Regions from separate parts of the Homo sapiens genome. Here region 1 is linked to region 2. Evidence: chromatin loops called from intact Hi-C (ENCODE). Cell type or tissue: mammary epithelial cell. All regions are shown on one strand. Links, peaks and the distances in the headings refer to the core of each region. The heading gives the core; the rest is flanking DNA.

Evidence for each region. Peaks named below come from ENCODE experiments on the same cell type or tissue, not always from the same donor. Only the 100,000 strongest peaks of a DNase experiment are listed, where the experiment ranks them.
Region 1: it touches region 2 in a loop (2.0-fold over the local background); 3 of 110 quality-filtered maps call a loop at or near these places.

Annotation. Positions count from the first base shown.
Region 1 is chr14:54,673,473-54,681,808 of GRCh38, reverse strand. All of the region lies in intron 2 of SAMD4A (sterile alpha motif domain containing 4A), which reads right to left. Among named protein-coding and RNA genes, the nearest start is that of SAMD4A-AS1, 10 kb to the left of the region's middle. In mammary epithelial cell, for the core only: no CTCF peak of the experiment used is centred there; DNase peaks (open chromatin) are centred at 4,318 and 7,268; H3K27ac peaks cover 2,184 bases.
Region 2 is chr14:54,588,220-54,596,555 of GRCh38, reverse strand. All of the region lies in intron 2 of SAMD4A (sterile alpha motif domain containing 4A), which reads right to left. Among named protein-coding and RNA genes, the nearest start is that of SAMD4A, 25 kb to the right of the region's middle. In mammary epithelial cell, for the core only: no CTCF peak of the experiment used is centred there; DNase peaks (open chromatin) are centred at 2,595, 4,905 and 7,285; H3K27ac peaks cover 1,009 bases.

The DNA.
Region 1 (8,336 bases), core at 166-8,165, 85 kb before region 2:
GCTAAACTCATCTCCCTGCATATTTTTCATTTGGGGCTCCATCAAAAAACTAATTAAAATAAAAAAGTTTTCTAAAAGGCAGGGCGTGGTGGCTCACACCTGTAATCCCAGTACTTTAGGAGGCCAAAGTGGGAGGATCACTTAAACCCAGGAGTTTGAGACCAGCCTGGGTAACATAGGGAGATACCATCTCTATAGAAGATTTTTAAAAATTAGCTGGGCATAGTAGTGCATGCCTGTAGTCCCAGTTACTCAGGAGGCCAAGGTGGTAGAATTGCTTGAGTCAGGGAGTTCAAGGCTGCTATGAGCCATGATCATGCCACTATACTCCAGCCTGGGTAACAGAGCGAGTCCGCATCTCCAAAAAGAAAAATAAATAAAGTAAAATAATCAGTGTCTCATGAGCATAATGATCAATACACACACACACAATCACATTTACCTATTTAATCTCTGCTTTCATGTCTGATTAGTATCTATCATCTGTGGAGTACTTTTTTCAAAAGTGGGCAAGATCTCTTTCTAAACATTATCACATCTCAAATGCAAGACAAGTGGGACTGTGGTGAGGAAACTGAGGCTCATCGTGGTGAAGTGACACACGGTTGGGGGGTTGGGGGGCTGGGGGGCTGGAGGGGGGGTCTTTCTGCAGCCTTACTCCTGGTTCCCAGCCCAACAGCTGGTCCCCCATCGGTTCACTGCTGAGGTTAAGCTGATGCTTGCTGGAAGAAAGGTCTGCACAGCGAAGCCTTACAGTTTCACTTACGTTCTTGGTTCTCTTACAAAGGAATCTAAACCTTGACGGACATTAGAAATTTAATAATAGTTTAAGAACAAATCCCAGCATGTCTCCAAAGCAATACAGAATCAAATTCTGAAAGCAAATAAGATCCTGCTTTATTCTTCTCTCTCTGGCTCCGCTGGCAGGGTGGGAGTGAATCGGGTGTGTCGAGTGAGGGGAGAAGAGACTCCAGAACATACCATTATGATTATCTAACAATAACAACACTCTTACTGGCAGTGTCCTCTGAAAAGATTAACATGAGGTTTCTTTTACTCTACATGGCAACAAGCTTCTGAAGAAAATACAGTAAAAATATAAACCGCTTAACTACCAGTGATGCTGGTTTCTTTAAGCTTTCTTAAAACCTTAACATTATAAACTGAGGAATGTGCTGAAATATGCTGGAAGTTTCTTGATCTTGTTTCAACTAATAGTCACTTTTCAATTTCTCAGAAAAGGATATTTAACAAATACGGCCAAACTTAAGTAACTTCAATTTCATTAATTTTCTCTTAAAACAAACCTATCAAAAAGTAATGACACAGGAAAAGAATAGCCCCAATACCCATATTGCAACCCTAAACATCATCTACTCACAGTCCAGAAACATACTCAATCTGTCTTTCAGTAACAGACCTGAAAATTACACCACATTGGTAAGAAGCAACTCCACTGCAGATGTGTTAAAAAATGAGTGGCAATTCAGGCCCAATTCACCATGGGTTGTTTTAATAATTTTTATTTTCTGAGCAGTGACTTTTTTCAAATAGAAAATCTGGCAATTGTATTAAAACCAATACTGTTAATTTTCACTTATATAGTTCTTAGTCTACAACTACATGAAGCCTAAGAAAAGATTTCTGTATAAAGAAAAATGTAGTGACCTCAGGCAAGCCTGTGAGATTTTTCCAACAGACACAACAAGGGAATAAATGGTGGGGGGAATTGGGCATGAGCCACCCATGATCTGAAGATAAGGGAGTGTGGCCCCGGTAGGACTGTGAGCACACATGCTCCATCTTTTCTTGATGCACACACCTGTCCACGATCATTTGGCTTCCAAATCCTCGAGGTCACTATCCCATCATGTCCTATCTTAGGCCCAGACAGAATCCTCTTGTCAAATCTTGAAGACTTTCAAACAGAAGTATTACTGTATACACATTCTGAAATGGATTTGATGAGCAGAGGGAAGAGTTACTGTGCAGAGACCAGGAATGCAAAAGGGGTCAGTTCAGAGTTGTCTCCCAATTGCAGACAGGACCTCAGGGACACAGCACTTGGTTCTAGCTCTGGGAATGTAATCTCTTGTGCCTCAGTTTCCTCCTATTAAAAATACACAAAATGGTCTTCCATCACCCGCCACTTCCAAAGGATGACATGGAAAACAATGGTTTGTGCATCTAAAGACTTAGTACTGGGATAATGATAGGCATTCACTTTGGATGCCCTCATTTAAAGACCTTCACTCCTATAAACTAAGGCCTCCACTTCCATGCAGGCCTCAGGGTAGCCATGGAAACTTGGTCTTTGCCTGGCATCCCGCATCATCTGGAAAGGGGAGAACATGCTTACACGTTCTTGGTTGCAGATTGGTATTTTTGGCATTTTTAGAAAAGACTAGACTGTTTTTCATATAATTCATTTCTCATAATATTAGCACTTGTGTTTTAAGAGCACATAGCAAGGAGCTATTGTTAGAGAAGCCAGGATCAGAATCAAGTGGCTAAGTGATAAGGGATACTGCTCATGCTCTTCTCTTGCTTCTAAATGTCTGCTTTCTAGCAGCTCCAGAATATTCCTGGTCCAATGCATTGTAGACACATTAGAATCACCCAAAACAACTTTAAATATTTGACCTCCTGCTATAATCTCCAAAAATGATAGAAAAAAACCCAGCTTATCTGCGAGTTTCCCCAAAGTCCTACTAGTCTGTCATAAACAAAATCCAAATCCGAGTCAATAAAACATAAGTGTTCAAACTGTCTGTCTTCCTTGTTTCCCCCACTTCTCCCTGCTATCTCTTGGCTATTTACTATTTTTAAACCTTACATAGCACAGAGAAAGAGGAATGGCATTTGAATGAAGTTTGGAGACAAGATCGAGTCCACAAGAAGGTAGCATAAAAGGCTGGGATTATGCAGGGTTTCAATTATCCATGCTTTCCCTAAAGATCAGGCCGGGCGCGGTGGCTCACGCCTGTAATCCCAGCACTTTGGGAGGCCGAGGCGGGCGGATCACGAGGTCAGGAGATCGAGACCATCCTGGCTAACACGGTGAAACCCCGTCTCTACTAAAAATGCAAAAAATTAGCCGGAAGCGATGGCGGGCGCCTGTAGTCCCAGCTACTCAGGAGGCTGAGGCAGGAGAATGGCGTGAACCCGGGAGGCGGAGCTTGCAGTGAGCCGTGATCGCGCCGCTGCACTCCGGCCTGGGCGAAAGAGCGAGACTCCGTCTCAAAAAAAAAAAAAAAAGATCATATATTCCATACCCCTCCCCACCTGACCTACACACACACACACACACACACACACACACACACACACACACACACACACACACACACACACACACACACACACACACACACAAATGGTGACTGCCCAAAATACGACACATTGGTATTAGAGAAAACAGCAGAATTAGGAAGGTCACTTTTAAATTCTCCTCCCTTCTCCCCTGAGGCAGGTCATAAAACCTTCATTCTAGAGGTACCCTCCCTGTACCTGGAGGAAAGGAACATCCTTATTTTTAACGACACAGAGATGCCAAGAAGAATCTGAACAAACAGGCCTTGCTAAACTCCCTTAAGTTTATTACCATTAGATCACATCCTTTTGTCCCCCAATCATACTTCTGCACAACTGTGCATTCTTTATCAAACCTAAGCATAAAATATGCAGATTTCTCTGTTTCTTTGGGTCTTCTTTTCTGAAGCCTCCCATGTCATGCAAAACTTATATTTGAATTAATTTGTATGCTTTTCTCTTGTTAAAATCTGTCTTTTGTTGTAGGAGCCTCAGCCACGAACCTAGTGTTGGGAAAGAAAGATATTTCTTTTCCTTTACGATTGATAGACAGACAGACAGAATGAATGAATGCAAATTGCTGAAGAACATTAGAAGCTATTTAGAAAGGATTCAGATACTAGTGTAAACCCCAAAAGACTAATTCAATAGAAAAAAATGCCCTTTTAACCAAACAATTCCAACATAGGAGAGAATGTTCCTCTTTCTTCAAAGCCAAATATTTTACTATGTTTTATAAGACTAATTAAAACAATATTGTGGTATTCGAGAATGTGTGGGTTATGGAGAGGAACAATCTGCCCCACAAAAATCTTCATTTCATCAAGCAAACACCACATCTATGGTGAGAGTTATGCAGGATCCTCGGAGACTTTTGCTTTGTTTCATTAACATTCACATATCCACTTGGTAAGAACCGTAGCTTGGAACTACGATTTCCATTACAAAGCCTCTGAAATGCCAGGAATGAGTCATGGCATTGTGCAGCCTGGGCAGTGCACTGATTTTCTCCATTAACCAGGCGTACATTCTGACAACTTCCAGGAGAAAGCTGAATGAGTCAGTTTCAGGAATAAACCACATTAGAATACTATGTGCGTGGAGGAGTTAGGGTAATAGGGATTGGTTTTTGCTGCTGTTTTGTTCTTTTAAAACAGAAATATTCATAAAATTCATTTCTCTGAAGATAGCAAAATAACATAGATCCACCCAATTATAAGGATTCTAACACCATGACCAATTTGGTTGCCCAAACATTACAAAGTGTAGTAAAACTGCTAGGATCAAAAATAGCTTTTCAAGGACAGTCCCACAGCCCCCTTAACACAGAGAACACTACCTCTGAACCACTTCCAAACACCTTCTCCTTTCCTGATTTTCTTCTTTGGGTGTCTTACACCACCTGACTTTCACAGAGAAATGGGAAGTCAGGAGATAACAAGTTAGATAACTAAACGACGGAAACACATGGCCAGAATTCAGGCAGAGCATGTGCCGTGTTTCAGCAGGAACAACAAACCTGACTATAAAAATGGATCTCTGGCTTCAGTGGGAAGCAAAATGCATAATGCAAGGCTCTAGACTGCGAGGATCTCTTCTGCATCCTGTCATGTTCCCTGCTGCCATTTCGGTTTTGGAAATTGGAGTCCAAATCTCTTTAACCCTACACGTTCTTGAGAATTGCTTACTGTGTTTATGAGATGAAGGCCTAAAGCATTGTCATCCTGGACCACCTACTAAATAAAGAAATCAGCAATATTAGAAGGCTAGCAATTTCCTGGCAAGGTGGAAATATACTGAAAGAACTAAAAGCAGAATAGGCACAGTGGTTCACGCCTGTAATCCCAGCACTCTGGGAGGCTGAGGCGGGTGGAACACCTGAGGTCAGGAGTTTGAGACCAGCCTTGCCAACATGGTGAAACCCTGTCTTTACTAGAAATAAAAAAAAAAAAATTAGCTGGGTGTGGTGGCTCGTGCCTGTAGCCCCAGCTACTCAGGAGACTGAGGCAGGAGAATCGCTTGAACTTGGGAGGCGGAGGTTACAGTGAGCCAAGCAAGATTGTGCCACTGCACTCCAGCCTGGGTGATAGAGCAAGACTCTGTCTCAAAGAAAAGAAAAGAAAAAAGAAAAGAAAGGAAAGTACTAAAAGCATAAAATGGTTAACATCTTTTTAGAACTTCTGATCTTGTTTGAAACCAATACCATAGGATGATTTGAAAACTGAGTACAACCATGAAAAATGGAGATATCTGAATACGCCAAAGGCACTTTTAATACCAAAATGAGAGGTGAAGTAGTTAGGGTGACTGTCAGGAGCCAGTACATCTCAGATCGAACATGGAGCTGCTGTGGTATTCAGGGGCTCCTTTGTACAGGATCATACTCAGTTGTTCTCCATCTTTCTTAGTATTGAGTCGCGGCCTTGCTTTTTCTTTTTTTGGATTTGGCCTCTAATGTTTAGGCACGAGTCAGCACACACAGATGAATAGATTAACTGAGCTAATTTAAGGGAGCCCTCCCGTGGAAGGATTCTTTTTTAGCCTTCTATATTTAGGCTAAGGTTTGTGCCTGTGCAAGACACTGACTGAAGAACTGAGTTTTCCAAACCTCACGAGCAAGGACTCTCTACCGTGAGATCTTCCTAACAAACCTCTCACTTGTTCATGGGAGCTCTGATGTCCCCATAACCACAGAGTATTAAAACAGGCCAATTATGGCAAGCTCATTTGTACTGCAGGGTGACTCTCGCCTCACTTTCAAAAATGTGGTGAGCACATACTGTGTTGGTATTCAGGCTAGTGAATATCCCTATCTGGTGAAACTCGATAAAACTTAATTTGATATGACAACTCTATTGAATTCTACCAGAAGCAATCACTTCAATTAAATCACACAGTTCCTAAATCTCACATTTAGTAACAAAGTAAAGACTTTGAAGCTCTCCCCTGCTGCAACATTGTTTCTCATGTCCTTACACTATTGCTTAGTCAGACCTAAAGCATAGCTAAGGAATAAGTTTAAAGTTTGACTCTCAAGCAAAAATTTCAAAGGTTCTGTGACTTGTTGGTCATAAAATAAGCTGCTCTCCATGGTAGGGGATTCTCTGCCTTTTTTTTTTTTTTTTTTTTGGAGACGGAGTTTCACTCTTGTTGCCCAGGCTAGAGTGCAATGGCACAATCTCGGCTCACTGCAACCTCCACCTCCTAGGTTCAAGTGATTCTCCTGCCTCAGCCTCCTGAGTAACTGGGATTACAGGCGCCCGCCACCACGCCCGGCTAATTTTTATATTTTTAGTAGAGACGGGGTTTCACCAGGTTGGCCAAGCTGGTCTCGAACTCCTGACCTCAGGTGATCCACCCGCCTCAGCCTCCCAAAGTGCTTGGATTACAGGCGCGAGCCACCATGCCTGGCCTTCTGCTTTCTTTTAAAATCTCTCCCTACTGAGCCAACCACAGTGGCTCACACCTGTAATCCCAGCACTTTGGAAGACTGAGGTGGGACGATCGTTTGAACCTGGGAGCTCGAGAGCAGCCTGGGCAACACAGTGAGACCTCATCTCTACAAAAAATAAATTTCAAAATTCGCTGGGCATCATGGCACGGGCCTAATATTCCCAGTACTCAAGAGGCTGAGGTGGGAGGATCACTTGATTTCCAGGAGGTTGAGGCTGCTGTGAGCCGTGATCATGCCACTGCACTACAGCCTGGGTGACAGAGTGAGACCCTGTCTCAAAAATAAAATAAAATCTTTCCCTAGCCCACTTATTTGAGTATCATTTAGGGCATAGGTAATGCTAAGGGATCTACCACATTGTCACAATGATAAGAATGTCAATAGATTCTCTTCTCATGTCTTTGACATTTAAAGACATCTGTAGAAAGGTAGACACCATCTGTGTCCTCCTGCTGGCAGAGACTAAACGCCTGCATGGTAGAAACCACACCAGTAGAAACCACACCAGTATCTACACCAGTATCTACACCAGTTTCTACACCAGTAGAAACCACACCAGTACCTGACCAGTGTCAGAAGGGCCTTTAGAGAACAGAATCAATTATCCATTGCCTTCTCTTTTGTTTCACAAATTCTTGGGCATGCCGAAGAGGTCAAGTTTTGAACAAGCTGCTTTTACAGTCTTACTTTTTTAGAGAACCTCATGCAAAAAATTTAAAAGCAAAAAGCAACTTAAAGGAGCAGCAAAACTCCTGCCCTTCCCTCCCTAAAAATGGAATAAACTTACTTGGCAGTATCTCTGCTGCCACTGAATATATTTACTGCTTAAATGAGACAAACCTCTTGCCAGGCTTCTTGCCGACTCTGCAGGGACCTAGGCCTCCTTTGCATAAACACTTCTTTCCAGAGAAAAGAATGAGAATGCCACACTTTAATATTTTGGCATTCCTTGTTGGATTCAAGTGGAATGCTAAAATGGATTTAGGTCCCAGAGGAGAGAAGTGAATGAATTTTCATCACTCCCCCGACTTAATTCTATGTGCCCTAAGCGTGGCGTCTGATGACTCAGAGTAGGTTCCATGCTCAGATAGAGGCATCAAACGCTTCAGAAAGTAGGGAAGAGTGGCCTCCAGAGTTCAGCTCTCAAAAATAAACCAATCCAGATCCATGAGCTGAGGTCTGAAGTTTAAGAGCGATAGCCATTACTATTTACACAGACAGAAGACCGAAATTTGATCTCCCTTCAGCTCAGTCAATAAGATGACCGGAAGAAGTGCTAGGCTCTCTCTTCTTAGACTCAGCTGCCTAAGGCCCTGTAGATGGCCTGCTGGGGCTGGGCTGCTGCTCCCTCCTAAGGGCTGCAGAGCCCTCCCACCCCTGCCCACAGGACCCAGGGCTTCGGTAGACAGCTTTGTCCCAGTGATGCCTGGGCATCCCGAAAGCAGGTGAGAATTCAGTGGACTTCCAGAGTGTTCCTTCTAAGCAGCTGAGAGGTTAAATGAAACCAGTCCAAATTTCCAGTGCTAAAAGCAGCAGGCAGCCCGCTATGCTGACGCTGCCGTCACAAAAC
Region 2 (8,336 bases), core at 289-8,288:
TAGAGTGCAGTGGCATGATCTCGGCTCACTGTAACCTGTGCCTCCCAGGTTCAAGCGATTCCCCTGCCTCAGCTTCCCGAGTAGCTGGGATTACAGGCACGCACCACCATGCCTGGCTAATTTTTGTATTTTTAGTAGAGACAGGGTTTCACCATGTTGGGCAGGCTGGTCTCGAACTCCTGACCTCAGGTGATCCACCTGCCTCGGCCTCTCAAAGTGCTGGGATTACAGGCATGAGCCACTGCGCCCGGCCCCTTTCCTTGTTTCTTTAGGACTAGGAGTGGTGATGGCGTTCTTCTGTTGTTATTTCTGGTATGCTTTGCCAACTCGTGTTGATTTCCCTGAATCCTGCCTACATCTTTGTTAGTAGCTCCATTATTTAGGTCTCCTCAATTACCTCCTTTGAGAATACCACCTCTTTCCTGCCAGGACCTGACGGGTACTCTTCCCACGCCACATACCATTATCTAGTTACCACACTAAATTGACAAGACCAAGATCCTTCTCTACCAGACCTGGGAGTCTAATTCCACAGAGGAAGAGATCCACTAGTGAGGCCACTTCAATTCTATTTTTTCTAGGTTGAAAAGATACTATTTCTTGAATCTTTCATGAACTCTAATTTCCAAATCACAGTTCTGAATTACTAAGATCCTTAGACTATCAGTCCCACTCTGGAACAGTTAAAATGAAAAGCAAAAAACTAGTATCATCCCATTAAAAATACAATTTGGAAATCATGTATGCTCCATGGGACAAAGATCTTTTTCTTACACTTTCCTAAAATGCCCACATAAGAATGTTAATAATTTTTCACAATTTTTGAATGAGAACTGTCACTTAAATATGTTATATTGAAGCTTTTCCTCTCAGTTAACCCCATTCAACACTTTTAGTACCCTGCTTAATCCAAGTATCTAAATATCTAAGTATCGTAAACTAAAAATCTGCATTAAGAGGGACACTAGAGTGAACCTCCTCCCCTCCGAAGGCTGTTCCTTGGTTCCTTGTATTGTAGTTAGGAGTGTAAGGACATTAGTCTGCCTTACTAGATTTTTTTAGTTCGTTTAATCATTTATTCAACATATATATACATACAGTATATATTTTTTATATATTATAATAATATATATATAAATAAACACATGTATACATATATATATATGGCACCAGCCCTGTACCCATTTTGACTCTGCCGCTATGAAGATAAGAGGACTCTGACCTCAAGGAATTCAACATGTATGTGATTGTATACTTATAAGATAGTAAGATAAAACTCTAGTGAAGATGTGCTCAAATGTGAGAAGAAAATCACTGAGATTTGCTAAGACAGTCTGTAGAGTGAACTAAAATGGCTATACCTGAGAAGTGACCTTTGTGTTGGGAAATGAAAGCTGAGAGAGATGTCGTCAGATGGAAGAGAGGAAGGTATTCCAGATGAATGGAAAAGCATTTGCGACACACCAAAGAACGACAGGGGCAAGTTTTATAAGTTTGTACTCTTAATATTCATGGCACAGAGTAGGTATTTTTTCAATGAATGAATAAAATGGGATTTCACATTGCAAAAATGTCATTGTCTTCATTATTTAAAGTCCTGTTAGGGTAGCAATATAATTAATCATTCATGGTTGGCCCTAAACTGGAAATAGACCTTGTAAGATGTATTATTTGAAGTGGCTCCAAAATCAAAAGAAAAAAGTGTTAATGTCAGCCATGCATATTTCCGTCACTTAAATTCCAATGCAAAAATTATGCACCAATAAGTTGCTGATATGTTAGTATGTCTGAGACTAGTTTAATATTTTAAATTCATTCATGATTTAGTCATCTTGTAGTAGTGACTGTTTTAATGTGTTCCCAAGGGAAAAAGTACAACCACCAATTAAATCTGATTCAGTGATAAAAATTTAACCTCTGAATACTAATAAAAATTTGGGCTTTTACACCTCCCTTTTCTTAAGCTTTCCCTTCCACTACAATTTCCATATCCAACAAGTTCTGTCCTGCTGTTTGTACTTATCATCTTACTTCTAGCCAGGAGAAACTGCATGTGGTCTGTATACTTCAAAGGTCTGAACATGCTCTGATTATCTAATTAACACTTGCAATTTTAAAAGTAGCTTTTTTTTTTTGAGACAGTCTCATGCTGTCACCCAGACTGGAGTGTAGTGGCATGATCATGGCTCACTGCAGCCTTGATCTCCTGGGCTCAAGCAATCCTCCTACCTTGACCTCCCAAAGTGCTGCAATTACAGGCATAAGCTATCACACTCAGCCAAAGAGTGGCATTTTCGTTCTGTACCTTATGCAGATAATATACACTTAATAGGCAGAAAGAAAACCAAGAAGAGCATAAACAGAGCTGTTAACAGTGTTCATTTAGTGGGGAGGTCTGTGGTTATGGAAGACTTTTACTTTCTATGTTATCTACCTCTATTATAAATTTATGAAAATGTACTTTTTTTTTAATAGCAATCATGTTTTACTTCTGCAACAGAAGAAACAAAGACATTTTCTTAGAGTAGGTAGGTAGGCACATGAGTCATCTTCCTGTATATGATCTGGTCTGAAAATTTCAACAAATACTACAGAAGAAATCCCATCAGAACTAGGACAACAGCACTCCTTCCTTCCTTTTCACAAGGCACCAGTAATACCACCGCTCTGATTCTCCCCCACTTGGCTCATCCTCCCATGCCTCTCTCCTGGCCAGACCTAAGAAGACCATCTCTCCCCACTGCCTGAGAATGCACCTCCTTAAAAGAGGAGCTGCTGGGTGTTTTTAATACCAAATATACTTATCAAAATATACATTTAAATCAGCTTGAGGAAAACACTCATACATATTGGTTTCAAGTGCACTTTTAGCTTAGTGACTATTCCAGCCTTTAGAGGGGGGCCATTTTTCAATCAAAATTAAGCGAAACTAAGCATTTGTAAAATCATTTTCCATAGGGTAAAGATGATAATTTACAGGATTTCATTTCTCCTGAAATCATCTCCTCTTTCCTTCTTGTATTTGCCCCTAAATCACCTAGAAAGTAAATATCATCTTCTTACATTGCCAGTTTTCAGTTTTATCTAAAAAATGAATAGAAAAACCTGTTGTTGTAATTCACTGAGACCCATTCTGGCTAACACAAGAAATAGTTGATGGATGGAGAAAAGAAAATGACAAATAAACCAGCCACAGATATGAAATACAATAAAAACCCCAGAATACGAAACTAATAGTAATCAAGAATTACTTAATGATGAAGAAATTAATTAGGTTCTCCAGGAAGGAAGAATAGTAATTGTGACCAGAAGAACAAAAACATAAGCATCTATAATTATAGAAAACTAGAAATCATCTAAATTTTCAGTAACAGAGAAATGGTTAAATAACATATATATTATCCAAACAATGAATGGCATGCATCCATTACAAATAGCACATTCAGAATGGCAGAATGCTGATAATTACTGAAGCTGAATGTTGGGTATTTAGGGGTTTATTATATCATTCTATTTTTTCTATGTCTAAAATTTTCCATAAAACATGTTTTCTAAGACTATTTAGTGACATTGGAAAATGCTCATAATATAACATTAAATGAAATGTGAAGGAAAAGCAAAATACAAACTGTATAAAGTACTTGATTCCTACATTGTTAAAAACACGCATAAACATAAAGATGACGGCCTAGAAGGAAATGTTCTAAAATAAGAGGCAATGCGTGGCTCTGGGTGGCAGGATCAATGATGATGATTTTCTTCTTTTACTTCTCTGTATTTAAAAATGTGTTAACAATGGCCGGGTGCGGTGGCTCACGCCTGTAATCCCAGCACTTTGGGAGGCCAAGACAGGGGGATCACGAGGTCAGGAGATCGAGACCATCCTGGCTAACATGGTGAAACCCCATCTCTACTAAAAATACAAAAAATTAGCCAGGCGTGGTAGCGGCCACCTGTAGTCCCAGCTACTTGGGAGGCTGAGGCAGGAGAATGGCGTGAACCCGGGAGGCAGAGCTTGCAGTGAGCCGAGATCGCACCACTGCACTCCAGCCTGGGCGACAGAGCGAGACTTGGTATCAAAAAACAAAAAAAGAAAAAAAATGTGTTAACAATGCAAATGTTTCACTTCGGTAATAAGCAAAATGATAGACAGGAAAGGATACATATTTGGGGAAGGAAAGAGGAGAAGAAAGTGTAGCATGTGTGTGAGCTTGCCAGATGCAAAGTGTTTGTAGACACTGCATGGGATGAAAAGAAGACTAAGACAAGTTTACCACAGGAAAGGAGCTTACAAACCATTTGAGGAGACAACTTAAACATAAGGTACTCAATGCTACCAGAATGTAGATAAGTGTTGAAGGAGTTCTTACAATTGCTAGGGTAGTTCAAAAAAATAGAAAGTCACAGAGCTATGGTGGTCAAGGAAGAATAAACGATGACCTCGCTCAGCTGCCAGGGAACAGGGCTCTGACGGATGGGTGGGATGCACATGGGGAGGGGGAAGAGGGGGGAGCTTTGAGGAGGAAGGGCAGTTTAAGCTTAAGGCACGCACACATGGAGGAAAAGGGAAAAAGGCACACAAAGCAAGTCACTTTGACTGAAACAGGGCTCATGGAGAAGAGTGGTGAGACATATGGCTGCAAAACTAGGTTAGAGAGAAGGCTTTCAACCCCATCAGACTCCAGGCCCCCTCTGCAATCCTGAAATGAGAAATCACAGACAATATAACCTAATCTGCATATAATTTTAATAAATCAATGCTATGACCTAGTTGCAATATAAAGGAGAAATAAAAGGGAAAGAACTTATAATGATACAATATACACTACACTATGTAAATGTCCAGGCACAGGAGCTGTAGAAAACACAATGAGGTAGTCAGCTTCTTGCCCCTAGGCTACAATCACCATGAATGGGGCAGCTACACATGCTGACTGATACGCCAATTTCAAAACCACAAGTAATGATGCCAACATGGGAAACAACTCCTGGTAAAGTCTCAAAAAAAACAAAACAAAAAAAAAAAAACAAAATACAGGATTCCCTCCATTTAAATTGTGCAAAAAATACCTTTTGCTTATAGAGATCATTTAGGCTCTGATGACTACCAATAAATTTTTTATTTCTCTGTTGCCTGGCAGGCATTTGAAAGTCAAATGGGATGTGGAGCAATTGCCCTGTACATTGCCTGATTTCTAGCACCCTTGGCACCACCCACTAAATGCCAATGGCAAACCACCCCCTAATACTGTGAAAACCACGAATACATCCACAAATTTCTAAAGTACCCCTAGAGGCTAGGAATACCCTTGCTGAGAACCCCAGGGATAGAGCTAGAGTCAGCATTTCTCACTAGGGGCACCACCATCATTCTGGGCAGGACAGCTTCTCTTGTGGACAACTATCTCATGTATCGCACGACGTACCCCTATCATTCTGTGCTAAAAGCCAATCACGGTGACAGCCAGAAAAATAGCCCCTCATTCATCCTCTTTGCATGCTACCTCTGAGAGACGATGACCAAGATCTTGGAAGGCTTGAGTGACAAGCTGCTTCAGCAATTGAGGGGAAAAGTCTGAGATAAGAAACTCTGATTTTAAAAACTTTTAAATTCCTCTATGATGCAGCTCTCAGAAAACTAAGCTTCAGTATTATGTGATTATTAAAGCAGAAAAAGAAAACTATAATAAAAGCACCCTTGAACATTTACTAACATTTGACTATTTCTCAAACCCTAAGGTGGCCTTTGGCTACTTCTGAAAAAAGCTAGGTGCTGGAAAGCATGCTACCTGGTAGTCTGGGGAATACACAGCTCATGTGTGGAGCACATCTGGGTTTTTATGCCACTCATGGGAAGGTCATGAAAAGAATGCAATGTCACTCCCTAGAAGGACTCAGCACAGCTGACAGAGAGACTACCACCAGCTAGGAGAGGAGAAGAGAGGAGAGGAGAGGGAGGGATTCAAAGACACTCAGGAAAGAGAAAAGGGAAGATAAAGCTGCCTACACAGCATCTTCCCACCTTTTATAACCTAGGCTCTTCTTAAATATTCCATTTATTTTTTGAGACAGGGCCTCACTCTGTCACTCAGGCTGGAGTTCAGTGGCACAATCTTGGCTCACTGCAGCCTCGACCTCCTGGGCTCAGGCGATCCTCCCACCTCAGCCTCTCAAGTAGCTGCGGCTACAGGCACACACCACCATGCCCAGCAAATTTTGTTTTGTTTTCCGTAGAGATGAAGTCTCACGATTTTGCCCAGGCTGGTCTTGAACTCCTGGGCTCAAGCAATCCTCCTATGTTGGCCTCCCAAAATGCTGGGGTTACAGGCGTGAACCATGAGAACTTTCTGTCCTTTCCCCTGCTTTATTTTTCTTATAGCACTTTTCACCATTGACAGTGCCAGACACATCACAAGCATGCAAATATTCAGTGAATTAACTCATTCAACAAATATTTATTGTGTGCCTGCTATATCCCACAAACTATTTTTTTATGCTAGAGAAAAAGCAGTCAACAAAATCGACAGCACCCTCATCTCATGGACCTTACGTTCTAGCATACGGTTTGGATGATAAACAGATATGTAATGTAATATGCCATGTGGTAATAAACAGCATGAATAAAATAATTCAGGGCAAGAGGTTTAGAGAGATGGTTGGGAAGGCTTTTCTGAGAAGGAGACATATAAGCAGAGACCTGAAGGATGTGAAGTAAACCATGCAGACATTGAGGCAGTCGATCAGAGGGAACTCCTGCCTTATATGAAAATTAAAGTAAAGATATCATGATTAACAAATCATGCAAGATAAATCAGGGCAATGGACTTTGCTTTCAAACTAGGGAAGGGACTGTGTCTTGTATACAGCTGGACTCTCAACCTCTAACACAGTATATGTTCTTTTGAAAAACATGTTCCGAATAGGCACAAAATAAAAATTAGTGAATGAATGAATGAGTGAATAACACAAGCCACCTTTTTCCCTCCCCAAAAGACATACGTGCTTCCCACACAGAGAATCACTGGCTCTAGTGGATGTTAATATCAATAGGCTTATTACATAATTTTGCTCATAGTTGAGTCTTGCTACTTATATTGCTAACATAAACTTGAGGCAGAATGGTCCAAAAAAAATCAACATGGAAAATCCAACCAAAATATCTATACCACACATGGCCATAAAATTTAGACTCATGGGAGTAAAAACATGAGGCTTTTTGACCCAGTAGGTGTCTGTGAATCAGAGAACTATCATCTTTGAATAACCCATGGCAGTCACTGTTTCCATCCTCATCTCCAGTCATTCCTGATAGATGAGCGTGTAAATTACTCCATCTTCAGAAAATTTCACCCACAATGAATCGTTTATCCATTGTAACTCTTGTCCCACCTCTAATGTGTCTTAAGTTGAAATAAAATAGACCAAAATCCAAATGTAAAACTTTCTAAGATAAGGGTGCTAATTTGAGCTCTTTGATATACTGTTTAAACAGACAATGCAAGTACGAAAATGTTATAATTCTTAATATATACGTTGTATACATTTTAATAACTTAAAACTCTTCTGAGAGGATTAAACTAAAATTGAGCAGTTCCTCTTCCTTCCTTCTGTTAAACTTAACAATACCATCCAAGGGAAGAAAATACACTTCTAATAGAAACATCATTTGCTCTTAAAAATCCTTTTCCTGTCAATAGACTGCATAAAAATGTAAACTTCCAAACATCAAATATACAAAATGGGGGGAAATCCATATATATGACAAAGAGTGCTAATAAATTAATAAGAAAAAACAAATGTTCTCATGGAAAAGGAGACAGAAGAAAAAATAAAAACTACTAGACCATAAATATATGAAAAAGTATCACCAAAGAAATGTATCTGAAAATAATGACAGCCTCTTCAATCAACAAGGGTTTCTTTTGTTTGTTTTTAACAATATCCATTGTAGAAAAGAGTGTACAAAAAAAATACTTAAATGTTCACAGGAGCACTCATTGGCCCAATCTTTCAGAAGGATGTCATGGTTAGCATTAAATGCCTACATCAAAAAGTCTGAAAGAGCACAAATGGACAATCTAAGGGCACACCTCATGGAACTGGAGAAACAAGAACAATCCAAACCCAAACCCAGCAGAAAAAAAGAAATAACAAATATCAGAGCAGAACTAAATAAAATTAAAACAACAACAAAAAAAAAATACAAAAGATAAATGAAACAAAAAGCTGGTTCTTTGAAAAGATAAATAAAATTGATAGACCATTAGCGAGATTAACCAAGAAGAGAGAGGATCCAAATAAGCTCAATTAGAAATGAAACAGGAGATAATACAACT